4 separate regions of the Homo sapiens genome follow, and all the other regions are linked to region 1. The links are chromatin loops, found by intact Hi-C in ENCODE. Cell type or tissue: PC-9. All regions are shown on one strand. Each heading gives the region's core, and the rest is flanking DNA. Links, peaks and the distances in the headings are about the cores only.

Evidence for each region. Hi-C counts contacts between places; a loop is a spot of excess contacts. Peaks named below come from ENCODE experiments on the same cell type or tissue, not always from the same donor. Only the 100,000 strongest peaks of a DNase experiment are listed, where the experiment ranks them.
Region 2: it touches region 1 in a loop (11-fold over the local background); 1 of 110 quality-filtered maps calls a loop at or near these places.
Region 3: it touches region 1 in a loop (6-fold over the local background); 1 of 110 quality-filtered maps calls a loop at or near these places.
Region 4: a loop joins it to region 1, with 8 times the contacts of the local background. A loop is called at or near these places in 1 of 110 quality-filtered maps.

What each region holds. Positions count from the first base shown.
Region 1 is chr3:189,454,023-189,462,274 of GRCh38, reverse strand. It overlaps LOC105374270 (a long non-coding RNA gene), which reads left to right. Exons shown (of 3, transcript XR_924819.3): 3 at 287-373. Among named protein-coding and RNA genes, the nearest start is that of TP63, 170 kb to the left of the region's middle. In PC-9, for the core only: no CTCF peak of the experiment used is centred there; a DNase peak (open chromatin) is centred at 3,594.
Region 2 is chr3:189,764,572-189,768,571 of GRCh38, reverse strand. All of the region lies in intron 3 of TP63 (tumor protein p63), which reads right to left. Among named protein-coding and RNA genes, the nearest start is that of MIR944, 63 kb to the left of the region's middle. In PC-9, for the core only: no CTCF peak of the experiment used is centred there; a DNase peak (open chromatin) is centred at 1,951; H3K4me3 peaks cover 1,891 bases; H3K27ac peaks cover 2,570 bases.
Region 3 is chr3:189,755,086-189,759,085 of GRCh38, reverse strand. All of the region lies in intron 3 of TP63 (tumor protein p63), which reads right to left. Among named protein-coding and RNA genes, the nearest start is that of MIR944, 73 kb to the left of the region's middle. In PC-9, for the core only: no CTCF peak of the experiment used is centred there; a DNase peak (open chromatin) is centred at 2,225; H3K27ac peaks cover 3,507 bases.
Region 4 is chr3:189,568,413-189,576,664 of GRCh38, reverse strand. No RefSeq gene overlaps it. Among named protein-coding and RNA genes, the nearest start is that of TP63, 59 kb to the left of the region's middle. In PC-9, for the core only: no CTCF peak of the experiment used is centred there; a DNase peak (open chromatin) is centred at 4,204; H3K27ac peaks cover 3,926 bases.

The DNA of each region.
Region 1 (8,252 bases), core at 1,772-5,771:
ATTATTTCAATATTTTTATTAAATTCTAATTCTGGTTATGTATAGTTTTTCTCATTTCATTGAGTTGTTTCTCTATATTTTCCTGAAGTGAGCTGAGTTTCTTAAAATGTTTATCTTGAATTCTTTGTCAGGCATTTAATATATCTTTATTTCCTTAGGATTAGTTACTGGCACCTTATTTTGTCCATTTGGTGATATTATGTTTTTCTGATTATTCTTGATCCTTGTGGTTGTATATCAGTGTTTGCACATTTGAATAAATAGGTAATTATTACTGTCTTCACAGACTGGCTTTGTCTTGGAAAATCCTGTGGCTGGCATGGTGACGGGGCCCACCAGAAACACAGGGCAATTGTGGCTGGTGCAGTGCTGTCAAAATCCTGGAGCCTGCTGTGGCAGGTAAGGCACTGGAGCAGGATAGAAGCTGAGACAGATGTGCAGCCTGTGTGGCCCGGGGGCACACAAGAAATCTGGGGCAGCTGCAGCTGGGGTGGCACTGCCAGAAGCCTGGGGCCCACTATGGTAGGCACAGAGCTGGGACAGACTAGAAGCCTGGGTCCACTGATATTGGCAAAGTGGTAGTGTGGACCAAATACTGAGTTCACCAAGCAAGCCTTAAGCATGGGGCTGTGTGGTCCCATCTAGCACTGGGGCAGGCCTAAAGGCCCAGTCTATAGGTACCAGCCTGGAATAAGACCAGGAAGATCTGCCTAGTGCTGGGTGGGCCCAGTTTTTGGGTCCAATGCAAAGTTCTCTGCTCACTTTCTTCTCTTTCCTTCAAATTGACAGTATCTCTCTCCATGTTGTGCTGCCTGGGTTTGGAGGTAATGCAGGTGATGTAAACTTGTTTTCCTACCATCTTCAATGAGTCTTTTCTAATTATTGTGCTACAACCAAATACTATAAACTCTCACCTGGTTTCCTCAGCTCTTACAAAGGTATTTTCATGCATGAATTATTGTTCAAATTGATGTTCCTACAAGGGGACAACTGTTGGAGAGTCCTACTCTGCCATCTTGCTCTATATACCGTCTCTAAAATTCTCAGTGCTGAAGTTTTCTTCACTTCATTCACTGAACACATAGATTAAAAATTTTCAACTAATTTTGAATTAAATACAAGCACAATGTATAGGACTCATTTATGAAAGTTTAATGCCATTGTAGGACACTTACTTAAAGGACACTTTAGGTTTACTTAAAGAATAGTCTCAAAATTCAGAATATTTTAAAAGTCAATGAGTGACAAGCAGAGCAAAGATAAAAAGCTCATATTTCCATGCTACTGTATTTTTTATACTTAATGTCAGCATCTTCACAAAATTTTCTGTGAAAAAAAAGATACCTCTGTTTAAACATCATTAGACAAGTGAGCTATGTATGCCTTTTTTTCCATTGTAAGCAAGAGTATAATAAATGCATTTGTATCACCTCTGACACATCTATCTTCACAGGCCATCTGATCTCATTGTTTCTGCACACTCTTGGAAACAGCACGAGGTTAAAGGCTGGAGTCTTTAGTGCTTTGTGTTCCAGGATGCCAAGAATATGAGTGCAGGCCATCATCCTAATTGTCTTTGATGCTTAGTTGGGTATCTCTAAAGTGATCTTTACATCTCTTTGCAAGCAACAATATAGTTTGTCACCAATATGGAGAAGAGAAGCATGGTATCTGATCTTGGTTTCTCCTCTTCCTCTCGTAATCACTGGGACTGGCAGAAATGGGCTTTCTCCTCTCTCTCTTTCTATATGATCATTATTTGCCTTAAACAAAATGTTATGACCAAGTCATTCAGGCTTTCAAGTTAAAGGAGGAGATTAGGGATTTTAGACAGGCTTTCAAGTTAAAGGAGGAGATTAGGGATTTTAGAAGACATTTCTCTCTCTTAATGAGCCTTGCTTTAAATTTAATTATCTTCCTGTGCACATAAAATTCCTATTTTGTTTGCCAAAAACTGAGTACTATCTTTTTCACTCTGCCTTCATGTTATTACAATTCTATTTTCCCTCTGAACTTCCCTGCCCTGCATCCTCAGAAAGAGTAGATAGATGCTTCAGGCTGACTTGGATGAAAATCAGATACATGGAAACACAAAAGAGACAAGCATATTTATATATTTCCAAAATTATTACCCCACCTTACTATACATTACTAAAGAAATAATTAGTGGTTCAGAAGTGTGCATGTACAAACACTGTCATCTGATAATATTGACAAATTAAATTACAAAAGAATTTTCTATTGCTACAAATTATATATGAGAGCTCCAGCTTCACTGAATCCTTGTAAGGATTATCATTTTGAAAATGTTTACTAACTTCCCAATCAAAGGATAATCAAGGAATAACATTTAGATTTTCTTCATTTTATTTTTTCTCCTAACCTTTCTAATTCTGCAAGAGAGTAAGCTTGTACTCATAAGAAATACAATATAAGAATCTGATGTAGGGATGTAACATCACAAGGTATCAAGCACAGTCAGTACTGTCAACTTATTATTATTGAGATCAACAGTTTTCCAATTTCACTTTTATTTCAAAGCAGGATTTGGTTGTTGGGACTACTACCCTAGTTATTTAGTAATGCAATTATTTTTGAGATTGGCTTAGCTTTTTCAGATTTCCAAAATAGTTGCTGTTTTACATATATGATTTTAATTTTCCATGAATGCTATAAAATGTTATTAATTCCATTTTACAGCCAAAGTGAGACCCAGAGGTGCTAAGTGATTTGCTTGAAGTGTTTGGAAAGTACAGAGCAGTGTAGTAGAAGGTCAGTCTGCATTGGAATTCCGAGTCTACTACTGACTGGTTTTGTGATTTCAGTGAATTTCTTAACCTCCTCAAGCTGCTTCCTTATCTGCCCATCGAAATTTGCAAAGTTCACTTCAGGGTTGTAATAGGAAACAAATATAAGGAAATTTTCATTCAGACCTAAAAGGTAACAGCAAATAAATGAATGATTATTCTCATTGAATAACAGTGCTGTGTTCTTTCTCTTCTATTCCACTGTTTAATTTTCTTTTGAATATATCTTTTTAAATATAGAACAACCACTTACTATTTTACATATTATTGTGTCAAGGATGAGCAGAGATAAAGAGAAATTGAACCAAAAGGAATTTTACATGTGAATTTACCTTACAAAATGAAAGAATCATAAAATGCAAGAACTGCATTAACAGTACATATTTATGACCTACAGAAAAACAGGTGTGCAAGAGAAAAGGAATGGCACAGAGCTTCACAGACAGTAAATTACAGATCCGTATTTCTCTTAGAGTCCTGGACTCTGCAATCAGATCCAGGATTTTTAACAAAATGTGCATTTTATCCTTCTCAAATTGGGCAAGAAGAACCATAGATTTTACCAACGAGAAATGAGGAGCCCTGCCAAAATCCCAGCCGACCCTGCACACTTACTGGGAACGTACTGAGTGCCAGGGCTTGTGCCAAGTGCTCTGGGGGATAGAGTTGAGTAAGTCATGGTCATCGCTCATTCATTTAGTGGAAAAAGCAGGCACACACACAAGTAACTTGATTCCAAGGCAGACCGCGATAAGTGTTATCTTAGATCACTGGAGGAGACAGGTCACACGACTGGAATAGCATGAAGTCAGGCCTGAGGCTGAGGGCATGCTGTTATTTAGGAACCCTATCAGGTTCATCTCACAGCTTGGCAGTGGTCCAAAAACCCTGTAGTTTCTTGTCCTGGGTGTGCTGGGTCATAGGATGCTTCCATCCACCTATCCTCGAATCTACTGTGAAGGCTGCTGGAGTCTGAGAATGTGTAAAGACAGATGAGACAGAGAGATTTGTTTCCCTTCTTAACATACATTATACAATTTTTAAAATACATTGACCTAGAATGACTAGTACTATAGAAAAACGGCCTGCCAAAGATTCCCTCTTTTCTTTCCTTGCATGTCATGGAATGTCCACAGTTTTTTATCCATTCAGGAAGTGAACAGAACCAAAAATGCTATATTTGTTTATTTTTCCAGGATAATTCTTATCAAATTCAGCTTTGCCCAAGCTGTTTGCTTGTCTGAAGCCCAACAAGAACTGTGAGGTGCTAGAGAACACAGTCCTTCTGATCCAGCTCTGTCTCAGAAACTTTACAAAATTAAATACTCAATCAACTTCAGTTGTATTATTTTTAACCTTCTGCTATTTTTAAGTAGTTTCCCATTTTCCAACTTGCTGGTAACTTTCCCAAAATGCCCTCAAACTTAGAGCTAAAAGTAAAACCGAAGAAATGAGACATATCTTGACTAATATTATATCATGTTAAATTGATTGCAAAAAAGTAGGGTGAAGCGAGGAATTCACTTAAATGAAAAAGGAAAGAACACTTGACTGGAAGCCCAGCAGTCTGGGCTTTGCTCCGGGCTCCGTATAACATCTGGGCGAGCTGTTTCCCTCCCTGAGTCCCAAGGTCCCCAACCGTCTAGCAGGAGGGTTGAATAGATTTATTGTCAAGACTTCGTTTTCAGTGACCTGTCATCTACATTATGGTTATTCTTTATACTATCTACAACAATAATAATAATGGTATAATAATTTATAACTTACAAAGCATCGGTAGTTGCATCACTCTCTAGTAAATATGTATGAAACTATGCTTTCAGCACTACAATTTTATAATTAGAACCTGATTACATTTAAGAGGGGGCAAAGTGAAGTTGAGGGGGCCCCCACTCCAGGCCCTCTCTGCGGTGGAGTTGACCTCTGGGACTTACTATGGCCTAGATCAGATTCCTGTGGTCACACTCAGATCCAAACCAACTGTTGGAGCTTTGTAACGGACTACTCACTAGTGCTAATGAATCCAAGAAACCCACGAATTTGTGCTTCTATATTTGCAGGCCAGGTCTACCAACCAGAGAGTCAGGAAGGCTTTAGGCAGACAAGCCCTTCCTCTTTACTCACTCTTCACTGCCTACCTCTAATGCACACGTAACAGCTTCAGTAACCACCTAACGGTGATGATCACCAACTTAGGAATTTTTAACCAGAACTGGGATTTCCGTTTGTAGCTTCCTTTTCTAACCAGCTAATCAACATCCCCGCTGTGTTCTGGAAGATCAGTTTGACCCACACCAATGAAATCACTTTCCATCATAAAATACTTCCTCCATACCTCCCTGGCTTTCCCAACTCTGCCAACATTTGCCTTGTTAACTTGGCTCAAAAATTCCAGCTCATCTCTGATTTCTTTTCTTGGACTCCCCTTGTTAATCAATGGCCAAGTCCAGCAGCATTTCTGTTCACAATACCCACCCCTATAATGCTTAGGCCTCATCATCACTAACTTGGACAAATACCGTAACTTTTTAAAGTGTGCTCCCTGGTCTATTTCACCGTGCACATGCTCCTTTCTAATCATGCCACACCTCTAATCAGAAACACCTAAAGGATCTCTAGTATTTACCATGTAGTCCATTTTTAAAATGCTGGTGTTCAAGGCTTTCTATAGTTTGACACAATCAGCCATTTAAACTGAATGTCCCGCCATTAAGTGAAACTGCACATTATTATCCAAAAATGGTCCCCACCCATGCAGATACCTTTGTAACACTGCTAACTTGAGTAGTGTGTCCTGCCCTATTTCTCCACACCTTTCTTATTAAAACATGATTCCATTCTCCAAGGTGCAGCTTAAATGACCTCTTTTTTATTACACGTCTCTTAGGCCAGAAGTATGTTCCTTGTCTTCTGAACCCCATAACCCTTTTGCCTTTTGCCTTCTAAGGAAGGGCACGGATCGTATCCTATCTCAACATTTGGTCAGTTGTATACCTATTTGTTATTGCTCCTCTGCTAGGCTCTCAGTAAAAATAATGCAAGGTCTGAACTTTGCCCATCAGTATGCTCCATGGTGGATGAGACTGCATTGAGTGGGACGAGCAGAACTCCAAGGGTGGTTTTCAGTAAAGCTGAAAGAAACTGGACAGAAGATCAGCAGCCAAATAGCTTTGCCAAGCCAGTTTCTGAGGCTCTCGTGTACACGTGGAAGCACAGTTTCAGTGTTGTATTTGCTCTCCCAGGCTGCAAGTCATTACGCATCACTGGGGAACACAAGACAGCAAATAGCTCAGTAGAGTTTAGATTCAGTGGGGGTCCAGTGGGGGATTGAAAAGAAAAGGAGCGAGGAAGAGAAGAAATAAACTAAGAGTTTCGTTGTCTTTTATCTATGATTTATCCTATGATTTCAGCTGGGAGGATGACAGTTATAACATAGCTACCCTTCACTGACTTTCACAGAATGACTGTTTTTATGATAATCAGAAAATTCCAGAACTGGGTGGAGGTTTAAGAAAAATACAATTCAGAGCAAGGAACTAACTTATTCCAAGCTATAAATTTCAGTCAGCCACTGAACCCAGATTGAGACTATTTATCCTGATATCTAGTGTATCTACTATTATTCTTCTAGCCATCTTTTTACTGACTTAACTTCTCAAGAATTCAGAATGTCAACATGTCTATGTTTAAGTATTATTAATTTTGGCACAATGGGTGACAGATTGGATCTCCAAAGCTCACTCCAGGGTCTCCCTTTACCAGTGTGAAATCACTTAAGACTTTGCTGTTTGTATGACTGTCACCCAGGCAGGAACTCTAAGATCCTGAAGAAAGTAGTCCCTTTGACTCACCTGTTTTTCTCATAGCACCTTCAAGGTGATTTACCTTATTAAATATTCAATCAGTGAATTGAATTGATAAAAACCTCTACTGTCCCACAGCTCTTCCCTATGTTCTAGCTCTTACTATAGTCACAAAAGTGTTTCTAAATTGACCTTACCAGATAAAAGTCCTCCTGCCAAAGAATTAATTTGCCCTATGTACACCTAGCAGTCGTTTAACCCCATAGCACAATAATCTGGCTCCTCAACCCCCAAACCCAGGCTTTTGGACACAAAGTGAGTACACTGTGCGCAGCCAGCCCTCAGCACCGGGACAATGTGTGCCCTGTGCCAGACCTGGCCCTCCACCCAGGCAGCTGCACCCTGAGCATGAGGACCAGGGGCATGGCCACCTGGCGCTTATCCTCTCGTTCCACCTGACAGGAAGATGGTTTAAGCTTTCTCTTGCACAATGCACTGGAGGTGGAGGAGAGAGAAGAGAGACAAAAAGAACTGGTCAGGTTGATTTCATCTGCCTTAGCAGCAGTTCCTCAGTATTTCTTTGAGAAAAAATGTTTGGCAACTTAAGCACAGCATGCTCAGGCAGATTCCATTTAACAGGACATCTGAGCGGTCTTCGGTCTCCTCCTTCCCTCTTTTCACCTCTCCTCTTTCTCCTGCCCCTAGGAAAGATTTTCTTTAATCAAATGTTAACAGAGAAGGCTTATGGATTTAATTTCAATAAACATGTACTTTTCTTTAATACTGAGTTCTCAACAGCAGATCTTCAGAAATAAGTATGCAGTGTATCATTACCCATTAAAAAAAAGTTTGTGGTCTCTTTTCTTTCCCTAGACAAAAAAAAAAAAAAATGCTTATTGTAGGAATTTCCCTAGACACAAAAAAAATGCTTATTGTAGGAAAATGCTTATGGTAGGAATATATATATATAAAACATATATAATATATATAATTATATATTATATATACATATATAAACATACCTATATTTAATGGATCATTTGATATAAGCAATTTATAAGTGTTAAAATATATATGAAAACTTTTTTCATATTAGCAAACATAATATAATTATTTGGTCACATAATACGCATTATATTGCTGTAACAAAATTTATTCAGTTCTATGCTTTTGGACATTTTGGGTTCATTTCTAGGTTACTATATACAACACGGTATATAGATCTTGTAAAAAATCTTCTGTTGTACATATCCAAACAGAAGAAAATGAGTATTCAACAGAAGAAAGTTATCTTTCCACTTCATGAGATATGACACTGAATTTGGACTCTCAAACTTTGCCAATAGATCAAAGATTGAACTATAGGATGTTTAAGAAGCTTATGAAGAATGAGAGAGAAAAAGTAAAGAACTGAAACTACAATTGCCAATTCTTCCTGCTCATTACAGCCCACAGTTTACTGTTGCCAAAATTCCTGCTTATTAGACAATCTGCCCTCAGACTCTCTCAGACTTTAATTGAGCCATAGTTTATTTAATTTACTCATCTCTTTAATTATAACTCTAAAGCACTCAGAAACCCATGTGGATCAGGACATGAGCCATGTCAAATTCACCAGCATAGTTCAACAGGCAGAAGTAGT
Region 2 (4,000 bases), core at 1-4,000, 310 kb before region 1:
TGTTGACTTTAAAATATTTTCTTACTATTTGTCTTTCAGGATTTTAGAGCAGTTTGAGTAATGATTATCTGGAGGTGGCAAAAACAGTTTTAAAAAGTAACATGCAACTACCTACGTTTGTGATTCGAGATATTTTAAAAGAATTACATAATCATGAGAATAACATCGCTACCAAAATACAAGAGGAATTGGATGTTGATGCTGGTAAAATATTGTAACTTCTATACAAAATCACCCCTTAAATTGTGTTTATTTAAAACAGCCCCTTGTGTTCAATGACTGACCTAAAAAAGTAAATAGTAAAGAAAAGCCCACGTTTATTGAACCAATGCTATTGTGGTAAGCTCTTTATATTTACTATCTCAATTAGTTTTCACCATAGTCATATTAATCCCGTTTTGCAAAAAAACAGCAACAGCAACAGCAGCAACAAAACCCCTAAAACCTAGAGATGGTTAGTTATTCATACACGCGGGGGGTTTGAACACAGAGCCTGAAGTACCTAGTTCTTAAAATAAATCTCTAACAATAAAATGCTACTTCATTTGTTTTACGTGATGTGCTGACATATTGTATGTGATTTCACATATGTATTATTATTCTAAAATCCTGGATTAAATATCAAATATTTAGATTATTGTAAGTGACGAAACTGACACTAGAGAGGGTTAGTGACATGTGTCAGATCACATCACTAAATGGTAGAGAATTCATGACTACAATCCAGGGTCCAAAACTTCTAAGGTAGCTCTTTTGTCTCTGTACAACAGTCTGTTTATTGAGATATTTGAGTCTGAACATTCTTTTCTCCTGTAATTAAGCCATAAGATGATGACTTATTTCTATTGTCTATCAGACAATTTAGTATCCTACACTCTATATGGTAAAACTTGAGACTCACGGTTTTCCAACCATGAGCTCCTGTTTAGCTGAACTTCCTGATGAGTATGGCTGTTTCATCATATTGTTCCAGAGGAGTTAGAAATGAAAATCAAACTTCAGATTGATTCAAATTCTGGGGATATCTTCAAATACGAAACTAGCAAAGAAAATGACTATTCCATTCTTGGCCATTCAGATTTTAGCCAGAGAAAGCGAAATTGAATTTTTATAACACTATGAAAAGCATCCTGATTCCGCTGCATAAATTGAAAGATTGGTACATGTTTACTGGTTTTTCCCCTTCAATGAATTCAAACCACAAACTATCCCTATTTATTTAATAGTACCTATACACAACAACAAGAACATGTTATGTGAGTTATTACTGTTCATGTTTTTTTTTCTTTCATGTAGAACTGCTGGATGAGAAACTGGTTCAAATAAAATAAAAAAGGAAAAGAATCCACTGACATCTGTGATTGCCTAAGATGCTAATAAATAATAAAGATAAATTTTGAAGTATATACTCTACAACCATTACATTTTTCACCATAGACGAAGAACCTTTTGTTTGTATGAAAGCAAACAAACAAAAAGTTATGGGGAAAGATTTGTTATATGGCAAGATTTGTGGAAATACGTGATTTTTATACTTTGTTCCACAATTTATACCTTATTTAAAGTGCCAGCCAAGAAAATATATACTTAATATTTCCTAAAATCACTCCCAGGCTGCAGGGTGAGGGATAGGAGGTGTGCAATAAGGAGGAAAGATTTCATCCAAAGAGTTTAATCCCTGTCACTCCAAAGAACAATTGCAACCAAGAAAAGTATTTTCTTTAAAAGGAGAAAAGCAACTGTTGCCCTAATTGTTTCTGTTTTTGTTACTGTTGCTGTTTCAAAGTGGTAGGTAGGTTTGTGCATTTTTTTAAACCAGAGAAAAGATTTTATGTGCAATATTTACCACTGTATTTTTTTTAAACATGATTTATGTTTTTAGCGAGGTTAATTTTCAGAAGAAATCTCAATGAGGAGACAGTCTGGAGAAAAGACATTCCAATGAACTGGTTAGGCAAGTAGTTGTTTGGAAAGAACACTGCCTGCAGGGCTTGCGAGGAAGACAGAGGCAGCATGTTAGAGAAAGGAACAGGAGAGTAACAGAAAGAGTTAGGAACTTCTCCTTTCACCAACTCCAGACAGTATTCACATTTATGACTGGTCTTTATTAGTGTAATACCTTACCACCCACCCCACCTCCACAGAAAAAAAAAACCTGATTAGGAAGTATTTATTTTTTCAGATATGTAAATGTAGCTTTTGTGTTTGGGTTTTTGCAATGCTCACCCCCGATCCAAGGACAGAAAGAAAGAAGAGACACCATCAAACTCTTTAGATTCCACGCTACAGCTATTATTTAGAAAGAAATGTTGTTTTACACTATTTCATACAGTTTACATTTGTTTATATATGCTTTCACTAGTTATTATTTTTTTAGATGAGGTCTTGCTATGTTGGCCAGGCTAGAGGGCAGTGGCTCCATAGCACACTGCAGTCTCAAATTCCTGGGTTCAAGTGATCCTCCCCACTCAGCCTCCCAAGTAGCTGGGACTACAGGCATTCACCATTGCACCTGTGCACCAATGTTTCTTAAAAACCTATTTAGATGTGCTGGGTGCCCACCATAGCCACATGGAGACACAAGAGGAATCCTAGCAACATAGAATTCAGAAGCAAGAGCATGGAGATTTATCCATTACAGACTATAAGAACACTGAGTATTCACCTAGCCCAACTCCGTGCTTTCACCCATAAGGAAACTAAGCCCAGAGGGGGAGTTATCTGTTCATGAACAGAAAACAATTAGTGGCAGCAGCATGAAGAACAGAAGCCAAGGCTCCTGGCTCCTAGGCCAGTGCTTTTTCACCAAACTGCTGTTCCTTTAAAAATGCAGAGGACAGGCCGGGCGCGGTGGCTCACGCCTTAAATCCCAGCACTTTGGGAGGCCGAGGTGGGCGGATCATGAGGTCAGGAGATCGAGACCATCCTGGCTAAAACGGTGAAACCCTGTCTCTACTAAAAATACAAAAAATTAGCTGGGAATGTTTGGTGGGCACCTGTAGTCCCAGCTACTCGGGAGGCTGAGGCAGAATGGCGTGAACCCGGGAGGCGGAGCTTGCAGTGAGCCAAGATCCCCCCACTGCACTCTGCCTGGGCAACAGAGTGAGACTCTGTCTCAAAAAAAAAAAAAAAAAAAAAGCAGAGGACAGGATATTTACAAAGCCCCAAATTGAAAACCCCAATTTTCCTTTTTATGTCAAAGGATTTCCAAAGAACTTAATGTTACTTGATGAGATTAATTCTTGGATCTCAGGGGGGAAAAAAACAATATACGGGGATACATTTGTTTCTCATATCAATTAGTCACAAAACTGATTTTTTTTTTCTGCTCTATATTCTCCTTAGTTTTCTATCAAACCATAAAATCTCATCAAGCAGCTGAGTTGTCTCTTTTCCTAAACAGGCTTATTGCTAAAAAGTGAATAAAATATCTTGGTTAAATGGGAAACTGGCTGCATCTATTTAATTCAATAGCAAAGATGGTTTCTGCTGATTCCTTTCATCCAGGGCAGCCAACATCACTAAATCCACAACGCTCCAATAAAGCTTTGATTACAGAAAAATCATCTGATACCCCACCCAGACATCTAAAAGAGTTCTTTTTTAAAAGCCACATTTTATAAGCCATCTAGTTCTAATTTTAAGAAAAGCAGGTAGGAACATTTACTAGAACAAAGTGCGCTCCATTCCAGGACAAAGCATGGGTCTTATTTCTAGTTTATTTTCTGATTCATTACGCTGTGCCGCCGAAGTACAAAAATGAGATTTTAAAATACCTGGGCTCTTTCTACCTCTTCAAGAGTGTGTGGTGAGAAATGACTTGAATAATATCCATTAGGAGCTCCCAGCTTCTTGGGAGGATGATAAGTAAACACAATGAAGTTAGAACTATTTTTTTTAATCTACAAGTGAATTGTATGTCTTTCCTAAACACAATGGATAACTTTAGTAGACAAAAGAGACTAGAATTAAGCTTACATCACTGCAGACAATATACTCC
Region 3 (4,000 bases), core at 1-4,000, 300 kb before region 1:
AAACTCAAGTATATTGGTGTGCTCAACTGCAAAGCCCACGCTCTTAATCATTAGACTGGCAAAGGGAATATTTCATTATGTTATCATTACTGAATGACACCCAAATAAACAAAATTAGCAAGTAAAATAAAGTTTTCTTGTGAGTTCTCTGAAACCTGAACAGACAAAAGAGTGTTGGCTTTCATAAGAAGTCTGTCTGGTTCAAAATCCTGATCTTAGTTTGAAGAAAACTCAACCTTGTCTAGTTTCAAATGGGAAATGATGGTCAAGTCATATTTCACAGCCTGCCAGTGTCAGCAGTGGAACATATCCAAGGCATGCAGCACCAAAGTATGTTAGTGGCAACCAAACTGTATGGGTCTGCAGAGACCTCAACTCTTGCCTCCGCAGAATAAAGAATGCAACTGAGGGGCATAAGGCAGAGGGAGAGACCAAGACAAGTTCTAGAGCAGGAGTGAAAGTTTATTAAAAAGCTTTAGAGCAAGAATGAAAGGAAGTAAAGTACACTTGGAAGAAGCCAAGCAGGTGACTTGAAAGATCAAGTGCCTGGTTTGACCTTTGACTTAGGGTTTTATATGTTGGTGTACTTCTGGAGTCTTGCATCCCTTCTCCCCTGATTATTCCTTGGGGTGGGCTGTCGACATGTGCACTAAGGAGGGGCTGCATGTGCAATGTGTTTACTCGAGTTGTATGCATGCTCACTTGAGACCAGGGGCCCCCGGCCCCATTCCATGGACTGGTACCAATATGTGACCTGTTAGGAACTGGACCACACAGCAGGAGGTGAGAGGTAGGCAGGCCAGTGAGCATTACCACTGGAACCCCACCTCCTGTCAGATCAGCGGGGGCATTAGATCCTCATAGGAGCACGAACCCTGTTGTGAACTGCTCACGTGAGGGATCTAAGTTGTGTGCTCCTTATGAGAATCTAACTAATACCTGATGATCTGAGGTAGAACAGTTTCATTCCCAAACCATACCTCCACCCACTCTCTGTGAAAAATTGTCTTCTACAAAACTGGTTCCTGGTGCCAAAAAGATTGAGGACCCCTGCTTGAGGTGTTCTCACTTTACTAGTCTGAATGTTCCTAGAAGGTCATATACTAGTTAAACTCTGCCATTTTGCCCCTTAGTACACATGCTTGAGCCCATTCACCCAACTCCTGAGGTCTTTTTGGGAAGCTGCTGATCACTAGTTTAAGGTTTTTTTTCTATCTATCGGGAGACTGCCTTTCCCTGGTGCTGGCTGCAACCACGAACAATTATTAATATTATTTGAGTGAAATAGTGTAACAACTGCCTGACCATCACCTTATGGTCATCTGAGATTGCTGGTGAGGGTTGGGGGTAGGGGGTGGAGCCCTCTCCTGTCCTGCTCATGTCTGACTAGCTACCTACAATAACACTAGTGTATCTTCAAATAATATCATATTTTTTGGAAAAACAAAAATACAAATCTGTGTAGATTTTTTTCTTGTCCTGCATCAGTAATTGCTCTATTTAGGATTAATAATTCACTGTTTCCAAATTTAACACAGTCTAAAGACTAACAGCAACAACCATTTCCACTGAGGACTGGCCACAGGCAGTGTGTTATGCTAACATGCCTTATCTCAGTTATCAGAACAGCTCTCCTATAGGATGTCACCAATATCAATCCTGATCCTTGTTTTGCAGATGAGAAAACTGAGGCTTAGAAACATTCTGTAATTCACCCAAGGTCACCCAAATACTGAATAACTGAGCTAGATTCAAACACAGGCAGCCATCTATCTCTGGAGCCTGACCTCTTCACACCACCTCTGATAATAGCTGGAAAAATGGGTCCAGAAATCCAGAAAGTTGGGTGTAGCCCTGGTTTTCTTAAAAATGCTTATCAGAAATGTTGGAGAAGTCACCACTGATGAACTTGGATCTTAATAGTTTTCTCATCTACTAAAGGTTGGACTAGAATTAGCAGGTCTAAAGTTCCTAAATATAACATTGTAGAATTTTTCACGTTTTACAGATTGAAACTATATATATATGTATGTATGCATATTTTGCCAAAGGAAAGGACAGATGACTAATAGCATGAGTATTACTTCAAACAAATCAGATTCTTTTTAGCCAGCATGATAGGATTTCCACCTGATCAGTTTTTAAGAGGATGCAAGGTCAGAATCAGCTCCTGTGTTTCTGCTGAAATCCCTTTCTGTTTATCTGCCCTCTTCAACTTTGTCATTCCTAATGCATACAGTCTGAGCACAGTGTCTTAAGTAACATTGCTGAGGTTACACCAAAGACAGGTGTTAAGGGAACTATTTCCCTGGGGCTATCATTTCCAACTCTCCCTCCTTAAAAAGAGAGGGAGGAGACAGAAGGAAAAGGGTTTCTTTTCAGATTAAACACAGCAACTGCAAACACCTTCCCCTAGGCAATAAATTCTCTGCCAGTGCATACTGCAGTTTACCCAAACACCAAAGCAAAAGGCAAACAGCCCCTTTTGTAAGGGAAGAACTGTCACCTGTCAAGTGATATTTGTGAATTTCTAGAGAATAGAAGAAAGAAAACTCTTTCCCTTATTTTATTAAGAAGGCTGTTTGTTCAGGGTTTGAAATGCATACTTGTGTTTAAGGTAAAGTCCCCGACTTGGCACTCTTTAACAAAGTGCTGCCTTCCCATTGGCTATACTGTACAAAGAACAGAACAGAGAAACAGTCTGCTCTTATGGGGACACCGGAATTCAGTCTAAACGGAGTGAATATTGAGCTACCCTATAAGCCACATAGGTAGCTACAAATCCACTTTCCAAAAATTAGAGGATTTTTGCTATGTGAAATATATTTTCTTACTTGTTTAATTAATATTTACAGAACTCATACCCAAAGCCTATTTGACACAAATTATGTTTAAATGATTATTTTAATAGTAGAAGCCAAAGGGATAAAAGCATTTGGGATACTAAAAGCAAGGGTTAAGAAGGAAAAGGGGAAAATATTATGTCCATTCCCATGTTCAAGATTAACCTTAGGTGAAAGTCTCGAAATAGACTTTGTCTAGCCCTCTTTTACCACCTCTTCACTCATATTATTTCCATCCCAGCTAGGTCTGCTCACCCCACTCCTGGATACTCCATTCTTCAAGATGTCTTACTCACCTCCAGCCAAAACTACTATCCCTTCCATAGACCACAATCAAAGGTATATCGAGAGACACTATTGCAATTTGGTGGCAGACATCTAGACAGGCCTTCAGTCACCTAAAAGTACTTGCATGTTTCAAAGAGGAGACTGTATCATCCAATTGATTTCAAGTCTATAATCAAATTGATTTCAGGCCACACTTTTGCACAGTTGGTGGGAATGTAAACTGATAACAAACATTAAAAAAACAAGATTCATGAAAAGAAGTTTGGTTAGACTCATGTTTATACAATTTTACCCAATAATTACACTTCTAAGCATATAGCACAAGAAAATATTTAAATATTTTTTTCTTAAAAACATGTGAGTAGACTAGCTAAATAAACCATGGTATATGTACACAATAAAATATAATACATAATGAGGAAATTTAAGTTTTGAAGATTAGTAAATAAAATGTTTGCTATAGAATGAAAGAAGTATATTATAACATTTAGTATGACATGATCACAAATGTTTTATTAAATCTTTTCTAGAAAAAAATTTAAAACCCCAAAAATGTTCATAGTTATTATCACTGGTTTGGGATTTATGTCTTTTTGATACTTCTAAAGTTATGTTGGTTGTATTGCTTTCATAATGTGAGAAATGTATAAATTGATATTTTATTATAAAAATAAATACATATTTACCTTCCTCACAGAGCTTTGAGGAAAAATGGTACAGAGAGACAACCAGCAAGAATGACAATTTATATTCGGCTGTATATTTATGCACCAGTAACTCTGAATGAAACTCACCAATAAAGGTATCACCACAATTCTCTGAGATCAATGAGAAACACTGTTTATCTATACAAATGAGGAAGAAGCAGC
Region 4 (8,252 bases), core at 2,117-6,116, 110 kb before region 1:
TGATAGCTTTTGGTTCAATGGTTGCCAGTTTTCTTCCAAATCAAATATTCTCTGAAAATGGCAGCTAATCCAGGGAGTTAAATTTATCTCTAGACCTCTACAAATCACGAATTCTGCATATTCCCATGCTGATGAGATTAAATAAAAATGTAGAGTTTTAGTGATCTAAATCAAGCATGTGTAGGCCCACATTCAAGGGCATTGTTGAAGGGTTTGAGATGTCTCTCCAAGCTTGTTAATTATTCTGACTCAAAGGAATCTCAAAAGAGAAAACAAAAAGTCCAGTTTGGAAATTAGCAAGATCGTGTTCATGTATCTTTGACTTTACACACATATTCTTGTTTGGTGATACAGACTTTATCATGTTTGCCATGAGCTACTAAGCAAATTCACCTGTCTTTCTCTCTTATGTAGCAAGCGAGCTCTAAGACCAGTCTTTTACGTGTGTCACAAGAGAGGAATAAGCCAAACATCAGAGGAATTTTAAGAATTCTGCCACAGGTGTAAGAAAACAAAATTATGAAATGTGAGAATGGTAGGTACCATATATATCTTCTAATCCTCATTTCACACTGGGGAAATTAAAATGCAGAGTGACCTAAAAAATTATACATAAGATCCAGTCACGTCTCTCTTTAAAATCTTTCAATGGTTTCTTAGTCATTCATTCACTCAACAGACGCTTATCTAGCATCTGGGTTGTAGAAATAGCATGTGGGGTGTATAGTGAAGATTTAGTGCTGAATAAAGCATGCTTTTCCTTTTCTTGTGGAGCTTTCATTCTGACATGAATAAAAGTATTTAAAAATTATTTTAAAATAGTTATAAACTTTGAAAAGTGCTACAAAGGAAAACAGAAGGGTTGTATAAAAGGGTGCGCCATGATTCAGATTGGCAGGCAGGGAGCACCTTTCATTTAAGCTACAGTCTAAATGATTAATAGAGGTATCCTAGACAAAGGAGAGGAGTAAGAGTACCCTAGGAAGACGGCATAATAACATATGGGAAAGTCGTGAGACAAAAAAAGAATTAATTGCTTTCTAGTAACCAAGTACACTGTGCCAGGGTGAGGAGAAAAGTAGCATAAAATGGGTTTAGTGAGTTAGACTGGGAACAGATCAGGCAAGATCTGAAGATCATATTAAGGACGGGAATGCATGAGAGTACTCTCATTTTCACTAAATATGATCTCCTACTCTGGCTAATTTGTGGAGTCTGTTGGAAACAGGCAAAATACAAACAAAGTGAGAACTTAGGTGAGACTAGTGTCGTGGCAGAGGAGATGGAGAGTCATGGAAATATTTGAGACATTCTTGCATCATCACGGCTTGACGAATCATTGGAAAAGATAACTTTTGCTAAATGTTATCATAGCTATATGGTATGATAGAAAGAAGGCATTAAGTAAATGTTTGTTGATTCAATTATCAAGACCCAAAAAGGTGAAGTAAGGTCACATGGTCAAGAAAGCCAGAGCTCAATCTAGAACTTAGGTTTCTTGACTCTTATCCACGGACCCTTTTCCTGCTCACTCTTCTGCCTCCAGGCCTTACCAACAGTAGAATTTTGGTATGTTAGTTCTCCTGCACAAATGAAAATGTATACAGTTTGATATCAATGAGACCTGAGTTTAATTCTGCCGTTTTTGGCTTGTTACTCAGGAACTTCTTTAATCTTTTAGTAAATTAATTTCCTCATATACAAATGGTGAGATCTAGTATTGACTGAGTGAATGCTAACGACTAGGCTCAGTTTTCATGGTAAGAACACAACAGTGAACAAAACTATCAAAATCACTTCATTTGTAGAATTTACTTTTGTGTCAAGGAAGTCATAAATGTGCTATTTATTGTCGCCGCTCCATCCCTACCCCTCATCTCAGTAACATAGGGGACTAGAAGCCTACATTTCTCTAACTCACTGGTCAGCTGGCATCTCTGTAAGTTCTACAAAAAAAGGGCATTTGTGGAAGACTGAAAAGCAGAAGACAGGAAAAGGTTTTTTGCTCTGTTTTTGGAGGTGCCTCAGACAGTGACAATAGTAATGGCAACAAGGGTTTCCAGATTCACCACCAGGCAGCAGACTCTAATGTACCATATCAACAAAGACCCATTTAGGAAAAATAGGAGCCACTTAGACATTTCCAACAGAGAACATTTATTGTAAGGATTCAGTTATTTAAAATGTTGAAATAGCTGAAAGGTGAAAAGAGAAACAGGAAATTATCGAGAAGTAGGAATTGCCATCCCAATAACTAGAAGGGCAAAAAAGGAAATGTTTGTCACCAGAATAAAGGTACCATCCATCTTAGCCATGTCTATGAGACTGCAGGAGCACACGCTGCTGCTTCTGCTCCTATTGAAATCTTTACCACTGCTGCTTTACAGGAAGCTAGAAGCCTCTACTCCTACTGGCACTGTAGGTGCCCCAAGTCCAAAGTCTATTACCACTGTTACCCCAAGCTAAATTCCAAGAGTGTTAGGCCATCAAGACTTCAGGAGCCCCTGCTGCTGCTTCTGTTGGAATCCCACAGACTAGGATGGTACCCTGGAGCCCTCAGTGATTGCCAGAGCTATTGGTGTGATCCAAGATAGGGATAGAAACAAAATAAAATGACTTCTCTTTTTCCTCCTGTCAGTCTCCTCACAGATCCTCTCAATGACAGAATCTATCCAGAAGATAAGTAGTAAGGATATCTGGGAAATGTAGCTTAGAAGCTTCTAGCCTTCTGTCATTTAGAGGAACACGGAAGGCAGAGAAGGAGCAGCAAGCCAATAGACAAACAACTATTCCAGTAAACAAAATGTATAAGTAAATTTTATACTGGCCAGGTGCCGTGACTCACGCCTGTAATCCCAGCACTTTGGGAGGCTGAGGTGGGCAGATCACGAAGTCAGGAGTTCGAGACCAGCCTGGCGAATGTGGTGAAACCCCGTCTCTACTAAAAATACAAAAATTAACTGGGCCTGGTGGCGGGAACCTGTAGTCCCAGCTACTCAGGAGGCTGAGACAGGAGAATCATCTGAACCTGAAAAGCCGAGGTTGCAGTGAACTGAGATCTCACCATTGCACTCCAGCCTGGGTGACAGAGTGAGACTCCATTAAAAAAAAAAAAAAAAATTATACCATGTTAGAGGGTAGCAAGCAAGTACTATGGAAAATAAAGTAGGGGAGGAAGATGGAAATTGCTGTGATGTGGAAGGAGGAAAATTTTTAAATAATATGATCCCTATGGGTGTAAGTGAAAACATGACATTTGAATCAAGAGTGAAGCAGGTGATGGAAGAAGCCATGTGGATATGCTGGGAAAGAGTGCTCCAGGCAAAAAGAACAGTAAATGTAAGGGCCTTGTGGCTGAAGTTGGCCTGGGGTGTTGACAGAACAACAAGAATGCCAGTGTGACCAGAGCCCAGTGAAGCAAAAGAATGTGCAGAAAGACCAGAAGTCAAGAACAACAGGAGAGCAAAGAGGAAATGGGACTGCATCAGGCCTTATAAGCCACTGTAAAGATTTATTCTTTCACTCTGAGTAAGAATGGGAGCTATATGTAGGTTTTTAAGCAGAAGAGTAATAAGAACTGACTACTAGAATAATAGTGTTCATCTCACAGAGTTACTATAAAAAGTACAGTGTTTAGAACATTGTAGGGAAGATAGTACAAAAGTTATTGTTAATCCACTTCTTATGATGAATACTAGACACTGTAAGTATACCTTCTGATGGAATCTGCTGTTGTCTGATCCCTTCAATACTCTTAATTATATAAATATCTCCTCCTTCTTCCAATTAAGGTTTGGTCATTTTGCTGAATAATTAGACTGTGGAGGAGTTATGATACAGCAGTGAGAACTCCAATCCATCAGATAACTAGTAATCTTGTCCACAAAGTTATTAAATTATTCCCTCATCAGAAGCTTAGTAAACTGTCCTCATATGTCCCTGTACCCTTTAACAGGCAGGCCCCAGCCAGCTTTCTCACCCTTCATTGTAACCTCTCATTTACCCTAACAGCTATTTACATTAGTGTGTGTCTAGGAGTCTTTTTAGGCTCTGATCAGATGCTAGAGGAATCAGATAATGCATTGTCATGATTCACAGGGACAAGTAGGAAATAATTCCAGACAGTCAACTTATCCAGGTAACCAAAGGTGTAAACACTAGGTCTTTCAAACCAGCTTCAACCGTACGACAAGAATCAAAAGAGTGATGAATCATTTGCTCTTTAGTCTAGAGTCTAGACCCTTTATCACCTCAGCCTACAACTATGACCAGTTCTTACCAGTCAAGTACTTTGTAAATCATACAGATTTCTAAACTCTGCATTGCTTATTAACTTTGTCATTTTCTATGGGAAACAGGAATTGAGAAAGACAAAGGGAGAGAAATGACAAATATCCTAAGAATGAGTTCTGTAAGACTTTAAAAATATTTCTCAAAATTTAGCATGCTCCAGAATCACTTTTCAGGCTTGCTGAAATGCAGGTTGCTAGGTCCCACCTCCAGAGTTTCTGATTCAGAGTCTGGGACAGGAACCCAAAATTTGTATTTCAAACACATTTCAGGTTGATGTTGCTACTCTGGGGACCAAACTTTTGAAAACCACTGCTCTAAAGCATTGACCTTCAAAGAATTTGTTAGCATGTCTCAATATAATTTTGAAAATGTATGTACCTTTCTTTACATTTTTAAGTTGATATTTTAAATTTTTCATCATAAATTGAAATAGCCGCAAAGTTAATAATTTTCAAAGTACTATAAATATTGACATTTTAAATAAAGACTATTAGTTTTTAAATAAAACTTCTAAATGATTCTAATAGAATATAAATACCACAGTGATTTAATCCATAAACTCATCTTTTAAAAAATACATGAGAAAGCTCATTCTTAATACCATTTGGAAATATGTCATTCTATTTTCTCCTTTCAATCATACATTCATCCCATTGCCCTTGTATTATTTTATTCTCTTGTAGTATACTTTTATCTATAAAAATTTTAATATGATTACTTATCTCTACTTGTCTGTAATAAAGCACACATATAAATTTAAGCCTATTTTTAATGACCTGTGACCATAAGACACAAGTGCTAAAATATTACTTCTGGATTAGGCTATTATAATGATTATTATTAAAAATAATTAAAGCAACTGATTAAAGTAGACTTTCTGATATCAATATTCTTAACGACTACTTTGTTGGGATCCCTCAGAAATTTTATACCTCAGGTCTTGAGACCAAGGAAGATAAGAGACAGATTCCCTGTAGTTGTTAGTGAAAGTGATGTCACAGTGAGAGAGTCAGATTGTAAGAACTGTGTGAAGTCCTCAACTCCTGGATTTTTCTTATGGAAAAAGAAGATATGTATATACTGAAGATCTAGAAATTATTTTGCTTAAAATTTTGTATCATTCCTTTGTGTCCCTTATGCTGCTCTGTGTACCTCAAGGGGTGATCAAGACTCCAGTTTGAAGATTACTTAGAGACTAAGGCATTTGTTGGTTTCACTTTCTACATCTCACTGACATAGGACTCTACATGATTTTGAAGTAAATAACTACTTCTTCTTTATTCATAACAATAGTCACAACTAACATTTATACATCACTTTTCAATTTATGTCACCTTATTGTACATTACCTCATTTTATCCTTACAAAAACCTATAGAAAGGTAGGCAAAGAAAACATTATTGTCCTTATTTCAGAGTGGAGAATTATTTTCCAGGAGTATATTGCCTAGTGCCACACAGGCAGTAATAAAGCCTAGTTTCAAATTCCCCTCACTCTAGTTCCAATTTTCCATTGAATTGTACCAGACCTGGGGCTCTCTTAGGAAATGACCAGATTGAATAACACAGGCTCATCTTCCTACTCAGGAATAGGGGATGTTTGCATTTTCAAGGTGAGGGCCTTGAATGTTAGCTAATGAAGAACAACAGTTAAACTGGAGACAGAACTGGTGAAATAAACAAAGGCTAGAAAGTAACTACCAGAAACAGAGAAAAGCCTCGAGCCTTGCTGTTTCTCATTATCCTTTGGGGAAGAGCTTTTCACCCCATCCTTTGGGGGATGATCCCAAAAGATTGACTTTATAAATATTCCTCCCATTCCTGAAAGCAGTAATGTGCAAAGGGATGAGAGGCACCTTAAGCACAGTTTGCAAGAACTGATGATGGCGAGGCTATCTCATCAACAGTTAGTTTTCATGCTATAAGGCTTCAAATTAATAACCCTGTTCCCCCAAAACAAAACATCTTAACTTAAATATTGAGTATGAAGTGGGAGCATAGCATTAACATAATCTGTTACATGTGAAATTACTTTGGAATGCTTTCTTAGATCTTCTGCAAAAATATTTATTTCTGGCTCAACTTATGGTATTTCTGTAATATTTCTTTGCTGTTTTTATTATATTCTGTAATCAGCTTCTCCAGCACAGGTCACTCAAGCAAACCTTTGGTGAGCATCTATTCCGGCCACAGGAAGGCTGATCTAACAACAATGTGCAGATTGATATGGGTGCCATGTGGGACCTCCTTTGATGCAAAGTCAAGGAGAGGGTTGATAAGGACCTAGACAGTGGGTGATGTTTCAGTAGAAAGAAGAAACCGAATGTAGCTGGCACTGTGTGGTTAGGATATACAGGCACTGGTTGTGGAAAAGATGTGGGAGAGCCCCATGTGAAGGATGTATAAAGATGGTTGAATTGAATGAAAGTGAATTACATTTAAAGTCACCATCTTGGCATGAAGAGCTTTACTTGATATGGAGCTGAGGAGTGATTCTCACACTATTTCAGGTGACTTTCTTTATTTCTGACTCTGTCTCACCTGGGCAGCTTTGTGTGCTCCTTCTGTCCTGCGATGCTAGGAAAAATAGTAAAAGCCTGTACTGTGGGCATGTTACACTCCTCGGAGGACAGAAACACTTGCACAGCATAGTGGAATACAGCTTTGGTCTTGTATTGGGAAATTTGACTTTGTGTGTTGGCGCCACTGTTTACCAAATGTCACCAAGCCAAAGTTCACTAGATAATAGTGAGGACAAAATAAGATGCCAGAGAGTAAACTGTCTAAACTGTTGTGTACTATGCAAATAATATGAATATTTATAACCCGTATGGCTTATTTAATTTTTTATTTAGAAAGCAATAGAAATACTTAGATAGAAAAGGAAAACTGAGCAATAGAACACTAGGTTTGACTGAAATGAAAGTGTTTTTTTAGTCTTGAATGAATTTTGACAGGTCACCCTGTCAGCTCAATAGATTCTGTATAGCCGGAAACGGTAAACTACAAGTTTTCTAATTTAGATCTCTTCAAGGGGGATTTACTTAGGAATTATAACATGACAAAACAGCAGCCCTGCTTTAGAGGAAGCCAACAACATCATTGCTGGCTCCAAATGAATGGCTGCCATGGACAAGCACTCCTTGTCATTTCCTTTTCTCGTGGCGCTTTTCTTTGCCTCCCCAGAGTCAAAACAATGGTAACTGAGAAGCTGGCATCAATGTGATTGACAGTAAGTATTCCAAGACAGCTGGTTGATTGATTGATGGACGATGATGAATGTTGTCTAAAAGAACAGAAAGCTGTTTCCTTTTTGAAACCATTCAAATTTGGACAACGTAGGCCAAGAATCATACATTTATAAATTTAATGAGCATAACATTTTCAAATAAGCAAACAATGATCAAAATCACCACCCACCAGGAATCACATACATTGATAAGTGTCAAGATATTTCAAACATCAGAAAGCTGCTTTTTCACCTGCCCAGATTCCACAAGTCCCAGTTGATGAAATGACATACAGAGAATATGTGAATGCAGATTCTGCTAATGATAACCATAGCCAAACCACATGCCTGTGCAGTAATTTTTCTTACTTTATCTTATTGCAAACCCTTTAGTTGGTGGCTAGGGACGGTAACCTTCAAGATCACACAGCCCAAAAGCTTCATTCTATTATAAGTGGAGAAGACCAAAGCCTTACTAGAGAATGTCTCATGGCAAATTATTGGTGGAAACATGATGACCTTTGCCCACATCCTTAATGTCCAGTGTTTTTTGATTTATGCCACTAAATCAGTAAAGATCCCAACAGGACACGGATGTCCCACTCTGAATAGGTGGGTTTATTTTCAAAAAGAATAAATATAAGTGTGTAAGTGAATTGTAGGGGAAGAAAAAGAGATGGTATTTAAACTGAGTCTAGCAGTGACAGTGCCCCATCCCAAGGCCCAGTGAA